Linked DNA regions of Homo sapiens: region 2 is linked to region 1. Evidence: read pairs that join two places in POLR2A ChIA-PET (ENCODE). Cell type or tissue: Panc1. All regions are shown on one strand. Links, peaks and the distances in the headings refer to the core of each region. The heading gives the core; the rest is flanking DNA.

Region 1 (4,401 bases), core at 239-4,238:
AGTCGAGCTGCTATGTTTCAGTTGAGGGGAGAGCTTTCTTTTAGCCATTTCTACAGCCCCAAATCCATGGCAAAAAACATCTCTGGCCAAAGGTCGTCAAACACCGAACTTGAATATAGGAATGCAGAGCAGTTGGGGTTGCGGGTAGGTAGCTGGCAGCGTGATAGAAACTTAGAAACAAAGATAAGGCAAGCTGGCCAATGTTTTAAGTGCCATTCTGAAGGCAATGGTAGAATTGAGAATGTGGTGATAGAACGAGGTGCCACTACTGAAATGAGAGATTTTTCTGGAGTTTTGGAGAAGATTAGCACTGTGAAACCAGATAGATCAACAGAGAAGTCATAAGTTGCCCATGTAGGAAACACGAGCACATGACAGAAAGCAAAATCACTACCTCTAACAAAAATAGTATTAATTTATCTTTAAAATTCTTTAGTTGAAAAAGCTTCTATTGGCTTATAATTATTACCCAGAATCATTCCTAGGGCTTAAACGGTGTTTTCTTCTTAAAGCCTCGTGAAAGCAATTTCTTAGTTCTCTACGTAGGCGCACACCTCCTCGGCAAATGGTTTGTTTTTAATAGGCGCCGCAAATCAGTAAAACTGACAATGAACTTGAACGGGTTTCCCTCTTCACGTCGGTAAGCAGAGTGAAATGTGCAGCCCACTCTTAGTAAGCGTGTATGATAACCTGGCCAGGCGCGGTGGCTCACGCCTGTAATCCCAGCACTTTGGGAGGCCGAGGCGGGCGGATCACGACGTCAGGAGATCAAGACCATCCTGGCTAACACGGTGAAACCCCGTTTCTACTAAAAAGAATACAAAAAATTAGCTGGGCGTGGTGGCGGGCGCCTGTAGTCCCAGCTACTCGGGAGGCTGAGGCAGGAGAATGGCGTGAACCCGGGAGGTGGAGCTTGCAGTGAGCCGAGATCGCGCCACTGCACTCCAGCCTGGGTGACAGAGCCAGACTCTGTCTAAAAAAAAAAAAACAAAAAACAAATATTGTATGATAACCTGACATCTATCTCTATTACTGGCCTTATTCTGGGGTCTCTTTTATTCCCTTATCCTTGTTATCACCTAACCTCATCTTTGCCATTTGGTTAAAATTGATGTTTTCTTGTTACAGTACATACCTTGATATATTTATAAAATTGTTAAAATCTTTTTTACAGCAAAGTAGGTTATCAGTAAATGGACAATAGTTTAATCTTGTTTGCTAAATAGTAACAGAAATGGGATGTGAGTCAAGTTTTGAGTTCTAGGACTAACATTCAAAATCTTTAATCGCAGTATTATCTTCCTTCGTATACAGAAGCGATGGTACTTGTACTGTCTGATTGTCTCATTAAATAACAGCACAGTTATGTCAGATGACTGTCCAGTTTTAGGTGTGCAATCTATAGTCCTAGAAAAAAGCACAAGCAGCTAGGGAATTATGCTCAGAAATTCAGTTCAGTTTTTAGCATCACTGATACTAGAGACCAGTCAATTAAGTAATTCAGACCAGACTCTTTTTGCTCAATTGTGTAAACAAAGTATACCTAATTATGTTCTTTATCTGACAGAATGAGCATCCTAGAGTCATTAAAATGTATACTGAATAAGGATATGTGAAAGCAAACAAAGAAAGCACCCCCATGCTAATAGCAACATTTTCTCAAAAGTTTTTAGTCACATAATTATTATAATATTATTTTAAACCTGAGAAGAATATTATTCTCAAGAACAGGCCTTGGAAATAGAGAATGATGCCGCCCAATTCAGACAGAAATTGGTTACAAGGAAGTTAGACTACTTAATCAACATCGAAAAAAGTGTAGATTTGTGGCACACTGTGCCAGGATTTGAAGATAGAAAAAAAGCAAAGAATGCAGCCATTTTTTTTCCATCCGGGAGTTTTTAACTTGATTGGGGAGATTCTATACACATAAACAGCAATTATAACATTGACAAATTTCTCACAAGTCATACAGGAAGTAAGAGCTATAGGAATTCTCATGAAATATCTTCTTGTTGGGTAATCTAAGAAGCTTCATAGAAGAGACAGCTTTCAAACAGGTTTAAATACTAGAAAGAACGTAATGAGAGTGAGGTGACAGTGTCTGGTAGAAGAAACAGCATGAGAACTACCCATTTGGCTAGAACAAAACAGAGAGGCCTGTTTTGGAGGAATAGAAGAAAAAAGTTGAAACACACACACACACACACACACACACACACACACACACACACACACACACACGGGAGGGGGGTTAGATCATAAAAGGCCTTGCATACCAGATAAAGGAGCATCTGGCCTATACTTTAATGACATTGAGGGATTCTGATTTATAAATTCCAGACTGCAGACTTATTTGAAAATACAGTAGAAACTTAGAAAGGAAGATTGAGTACTCATTTCACTGTTAATAATAAATAGTACAGTACCTTGTTCAGCAGTGAGGCTCTAGAGTTAGTGGAATTTGATTAAATCTTAGCTTTGCCTCTTTACTTTGGACAAGTTACTTAACTTCTGTCTGCCTTATTTATATCAACTGTGAAATAGGGATACTAACTATACTAGAGTTGTTTAAAATCAAATCAAATAATGCAAGTAAAGCAAAATATTTGGTACCACTTAACCTCTCTATATGACGACCTATACATATAGATACCAATGCACTTATAAACACAAAACTATCATCCATAGATAATCTGTTACTTGCCTTGTCAGTCATGCCAAAAAAATGCCTTAAATTATAAGTTATCACGAAGGATAATTATCCTAATAATCCTGATTACTGTCCTTTGATTAATAACTAGAAATTAATCATCTAGTTATCTAGTTATTATCAAAGGACAGTAATCAGGATCTGGAAAGCCCTTTTGGTAATTGCATTGGGTAGAACCGTACATGTAGAAAATTGGAACTTTTTTTTATGAAACATAGTGCTCAAAATAAAGAATGAATGATAAAGAAATAAATACATAATATAAAAACAAGCCTTTTAATTGACCAAAAGACCTTTCCAAGGTTACCCAGACAATCTCTCTATACCTTGTGAATTCAGAAGAATAGGCCTAAAAAGGTTACCAATCTCTCTCTTTCCTCCAGCTGGGACTACACTGACAACAAGTGAGATTCACAGAATTCCTCTACCATCAGTTTTTAACCTCCAGAGAAACTGATTCTTCTGTTTCCTGTGGTAACCTCTTCTAAGGGTCAATGGCTAAGCATGTCAGAAAATCCTTCCTCCTTGCCAAATTAATTTCTTCTTATCTATCCTATCGTGTTTTTATCTGTTTTGTTAGAAAGTGGCAGGTACTGAAATTTTAAAACTCAGTTTAAAAACAGGTAAAATTTAGTAATTTCCCTCTGGCTTGGATAATTTTCTGATAAGATCCCATGCCATCTTTGTTAAAAGAAGAATAATTTATTTACTCAAAGCTTGAATGAAGATGTAAAGATGTATTTTCCAAAGATGCCCACAAGAAAATCCCCTATCTCAAATGTTCTTCTAGAACCTTGCCTCTCATCCATCAAGAAGTTAAATCTAGTTCCCTTCCTCTTAAATTTGTAGCTTGCTTGTGACCAATAGATAGTGACTCAACTGATGCAGTGTGACTTCCAAAATAAGGCTAGAAAAATCGATTCAGCTTCCACCTTGCTGGTAAGGGACCCTGACCCAGGATGCAAGTAGTCTGATTGGGCTTCCCCACAGCATGGTGGCCTCTGACCAAACTAACCCATGTGGTCAGACCACATGGAGAAGCCCTAACACAACATGCAGACAAAGAGATTCTCAGCCAGCCCATGCTGCTCCAGCCCTCTCTTGTCCTAGCTCCAGTCAGTGGGACCACAACTGTGTGAGTGATCATGAGTCTGAATTATCCAGCCAAGTGCTTCTCAAAATCTTGACCCACAGAAATTATGAGAAATAATGAAATGATTATCGCTGTTTTAAATCATTATGTTTTGAAGTGATTTGTTATGCAGGAATAGTAACTAGAACATCCCCTCCTCTACTAGAACCCTATAGAGATATAGGTCTAGTGCCTATAAAGACAAAATCAATAAGCTGCAATCAAAATGCCTAAAAAGGAACTACTGTTTAATAAAATGTACTTTATGTTTAATGTGTCTGAAGGCACTTTGTAATCTGTGAAGCACTACACAAGTGCTAAATGGTTTAGCTAATGAGACAATGAATCGTACAATAAAAATGCAAAGCATTTCACCAAAAAAAGAACCTTCCTTGTTCAAGACACACCTTTTAATATCTTCCCTGGTACAGCCAGAAAGGGTTAAGTGTTCTTTCTTTTGTGCCTGCAGTACATTTTGCACTTCTAGTACTCCAATTATGAGATCTAATTCTTTATTTTTGCATGCCCATTTCTTCTACTGGACTGTAACCTCCTT
Region 2 (4,401 bases), core at 214-4,213, 490 kb before region 1:
AGGAAAAGTAAATCAAACACGAAGTAAGCTGGAGAGAAAAAACTATTAACTACCAGTGTGTAAAATGTTGAAACGGAAAACAGAAAATCAGCAATTTCAAAAGTTAGTTCTTAAAAAGGAATTACATAAAATTTTATTAAAAACTTTATGCTAATTCAACAACTTAGATGAATTATAAAAATTTCTAGAAATACATAAATTACCAAAACTGATTTAAGAAGAAAACATTAAATCAAGAAAAGAAATGGAATTAATAACTAAAAACCTTCCTACAAATAAAAGCTCAGACTAGATGACTTCACTGGTGAATTCTATCAGACTTTTAAGGAAGAAATAATATCAATCCTACACAAACTGTTTCAGAAGTTAGAGGAGAGGGAACACTTTCCTACTCATTTTATGAAGCCACTATTATCCTGACACCAAAGCCAGAGAAATATATCACATGAAAAGAAAACAACAGAAAAATCTTCCCCCAAACAGATTAAAAAATCTTTAACAAAATATGAGCAAACAAAATTCAGCAACATACAAAAAGAGTTATATACCATGATCAAGTAGGGTTGTTATCCCAGGAACATTAAATTAGTTCAATAACTAAAAATCGTGTTATGTAATATACCATTATTAATAAAGGACAAAAACTACCAGATCATCCCAATAGCTGCAGCAAAAACATTTGATAAAAACCAAGACCTATTGATTATTTAAATTTCCAGCAAACCAAGAATAGAAGACAACTTTCTCAACCTGATAAAGGGCATATAAAAATCCTGTCCTAAAATCAGATGTAATGATGCAAGACTAACAGTTTCTAAAACTGGTAACAAGGTAGGGATGTCTGCTCACCTCTCTTGCACTCAATATTATTCTGGGAAGTTCAAGCTAGTGTAATAAGGCAAGGAAAAGAAGTCAAAGGCATACAAATTGGAAAGGAAGAAGTAAAACTGTCTTTATTACCAGATGGTATAATAACTACATAGAATATATTATGGAGTCTACAAAAAGCCTCCAGACTTAAAGAGTCAGTTTAATAAAATTGCAGTGTACGAAATAAAAAATGAAAAACAAATGCATTTCTATATATTAGCAATAAACAACCTGAAAAGACATAAAACAATTCCATTGACAATAACATCAACAAGAATAAAATAGCTAGAAATAAATTGAACAAAAGTACAAGATCTGTACATTGAAAACTACAAACTGTTTCTGAGAGAAATTAAAGATCCAAATAAGTGAAGAGATATACTATCTTTATGAATTAAAAGGTTCAATGTTGGCAATTTTCCACAAATAGCTCTATAGATGCAATGAAACACCCAAATCTCAGCAGGCCTTTTATGTAACAAAATAATTAAAAAGGCAATCCTAGGCCAGGCACAGTGACTCATTCCTGTAATCCCAACTTTGGCGGGTAGAGGCAGGAGGATTGCGTGAGCCCAGGAGCTCTAGACACCCCTGGGAAACACAGTGAGGCTTCATCACTAAAAGAAAATTTAAAAAGCCAGGTACAGTGGCATGTGCCTGTAGTCCTACCTACTGGAGAAGCTGAGGTGAAGGATCACTTGAGCCCAGGAGTTTGAGGCTGCAGTGAGCTATGATTGCACCACTGTACTGTAGCTTATGCAACAGAGTGAGACCCTGTCTATTAAAAAAAAAAAAAAAAAAAGGAACAATGCAATCCTAGAATGTCTATGGAAATGCAAAGGACCTAGAATAGCCACATTATTTTGAAAAAGCAGAAAAAGTTGGAGGACTAACACTCTCTGGTTTCAAGACTTAATAGAAAGCTAAAGTAACCTAGAGGGTGTGGTAGTAGCACAAGAATAGACAAACAGATCAATGGAACAGAATAGGGCATCTAGAAATAAACCTCCACATTTATGCTAATTCATTTTTGACAAAAGTGTCAAGGGAATTCAATAAAAAATTAGCTTTTTCAACAAATGGTGCTAGAATGATTGGATGTACATAAGCAAAAAAAAAAAAAATGAAGTTAGGCCCTTAATTCACAGTATACACAAAAATTATCTTGACATGTTTACAGACCTAAATAAAAGAGCTAAAGGTATACAATTTTTAGAAGAAAACACAAGAAATCTCAGGTCAGGCAAAGATTTCTTAGATATAACACCAAAAGAATGATCCATATAAGAAAAAAAAAAACTTGGGCCAGGCACGGTGGCTCACGCCCGTAATCCCAGCACTTCGGGAGGCTGAGGTGGGTGGATCACGAGGTCAGGATACTGAGACCATCCTGGCTAACACAGTGAAACCCTGTCTCTACCAAAAATATAAAAAATTAGCCAGATGTGGTGGCACGTGCCTGTAATCCCAGCTACTCAGGAGGCTGAGGCAGGAGAATTGCTTGAACCCAGGAGGTGGAGGTTGCAGTGAGCCAAGATCGTGCCACTGCACTCCAGCCTGGGCAACAGAGTGAGACTCTGTCTCCAAAAAAAAAAAAAAAAAAACAATGGGCAGCTATTGGAAACCTTGTACAACAGCCATTTTAGAAAACATTCTACTTCTTAACAATTTAAATATATATTCTTCTTACAGCTGAGCAATACTACTCCTAGGTATCTACCCAAGAAAAATGAAAACATAAGCAACACAAACATGTGTATCCAAATGTTCATAACAACATGATTCATAAATGTCAAAAACTGAAAACAACTCAAATGTCCATACACTAATGAATGGACAGGAAAATGGAGTGTATCTGTACAATGGAATACTATGCAGCCATAAAAGAAACAAACACTTAAACCTCACCGACATAGGTAACTCTCACCAGCATTAAGCTAAGTAAAATATTATATACTGTATGATTCCATTTATGAAAAAATTATAGAAAGACAAAACGATTCAGAAAGCATATTAGTGGTTACCTGGGGTTTGGGAGAATTCGGGATGATGGATGTTCTAAGGATTATGATGATTGTTGCACAACTATATCATTTTAGCAACTTACTGAGCATACACTTACATTGGTGAGTGTTGTGGTATGTAAATTATATCACATGGTGTATGTAAAACACCAAATAACCTAGGTATTTTAAAGTAGCACACACTTATCCCATCTATATTAAACATACTATATATATTCATACACGTGCTAGTAGACCATAAACTTTCTGTGACTATACATACAAACAATATATTTGCTTCTGGGAGAAAGGACTGAAAGTCTGGGATAGGACAGACAATTACTTTCATTTTATACTTGTTGACATTATTTGCTTTAAAAAAGTTAAACCATGTACATTATTACTTTATAAATTAAAAACTCTAGTAAATAATTAAAAACAGCCGACCACCCATGGTCCTGATATAAGGACCCAGGCCTGCGACTCAGCTCTTGAGTCTGCTTATCTCAAAGAGGTCATAGGCACTTCTGGTAGCCCATAATAAGATAAAGTGAATTTCACCACATAAGCATGGTGCTAGTTCCTATTAATTTCAGAGAGATGAGTATAAATTGTGGGAATTAGGGTAAACTCAAGAGGTTTTCGACTAGAAGTACTTTAAGCATCACAGCATTCTGCATTTTGCTATGCTAGGCAAAAAACAAAAACCAATTCCCTCATCCCCAAACACAAACCAAATGCAAAGACCACTTTGATTACTTGTGGAGTAAATGGGGGGCAAAGGAAAAGTGAGAATGGGGTAGCCAAGCTGATAGCAGGCACACAACGAATATTTTCAGAAAAGTACAAATTACCATAATGTAAATTAGGGATTTCAAAGTACCTTTTTTCTGCTATGTCATGCTTTTAGAAGAAGCTGTATATAAAAAATGCATCCAAATTTGTTTCTATGAATCATACAGTGGATACTGCACAGTGAGTTTGTGATACCATTTAATATCAAGAACTTGGTCCAAATATTTGATTTTCATTTGGACACTATGAAGATATGGCTATTTAATTAGCAATGTTTATTTTAATCTTAAGCAATGCAAGAAATTAAAATACCTTGCCAACATTTAATTATGAGAATTCAAGTGCTATTTTGTAACAATGCCTTGAGAAGGTCAAATTTAAGATTGTTTGGCTATCATATGAATTTCCCTTTTAGTACCGGGAACCTAAGACTTTGTAGAGTGCTGCTCACAAATGCCTGGTGTTTGCTGTCCGTTTCCAAACAAGGAATCAACAATGTGATACTTCCTTGAAGGAAAAACACCTGCAGACAGGGCCAAATAAATCATAAAAGGTGCTTCTTTCTTTCAGCTTTGACAGCCTTCACTTGCATTTCAAACTGAGAGTTTCAGGCTGTTTTGAGTGCTTTGAATAGGCAACCACATGTTTGTCACACGTGTGTCCTTCATGCATGAGTTCCTCATTGTCCTGTTCCTTCTGACCCACCCATGCTGAAGCTTCGATGTTTACACTC

Evidence for each region. Peaks named below come from ENCODE experiments on the same cell type or tissue, not always from the same donor. Only the 100,000 strongest peaks of a DNase experiment are listed, where the experiment ranks them.
Region 2: POLR2A ChIA-PET joins it to region 1 with 6 read pairs; 2 of 35 experiments call an interaction of 5 or more read pairs at or near these places.

The regions. Positions count from the first base shown.
Region 1 is chr7:78,739,185-78,743,585 of GRCh38, forward strand. All of the region lies in intron 2 of MAGI2 (membrane associated guanylate kinase, WW and PDZ domain containing 2), which reads right to left. Among named protein-coding and RNA genes, the nearest start is that of MAGI2-AS2, 270 kb to the right of the region's middle. In Panc1, for the core only: no CTCF peak of the experiment used is centred there; a DNase peak (open chromatin) is centred at 1,896.
Region 2 is chr7:78,250,487-78,254,887 of GRCh38, forward strand. All of the region lies in intron 10 of MAGI2 (membrane associated guanylate kinase, WW and PDZ domain containing 2), which reads right to left. Among named protein-coding and RNA genes, the nearest start is that of DDX3ILA1, 260 kb to the left of the region's middle. In Panc1, for the core only: no CTCF peak of the experiment used is centred there; no DNase peak of the experiment used is centred there.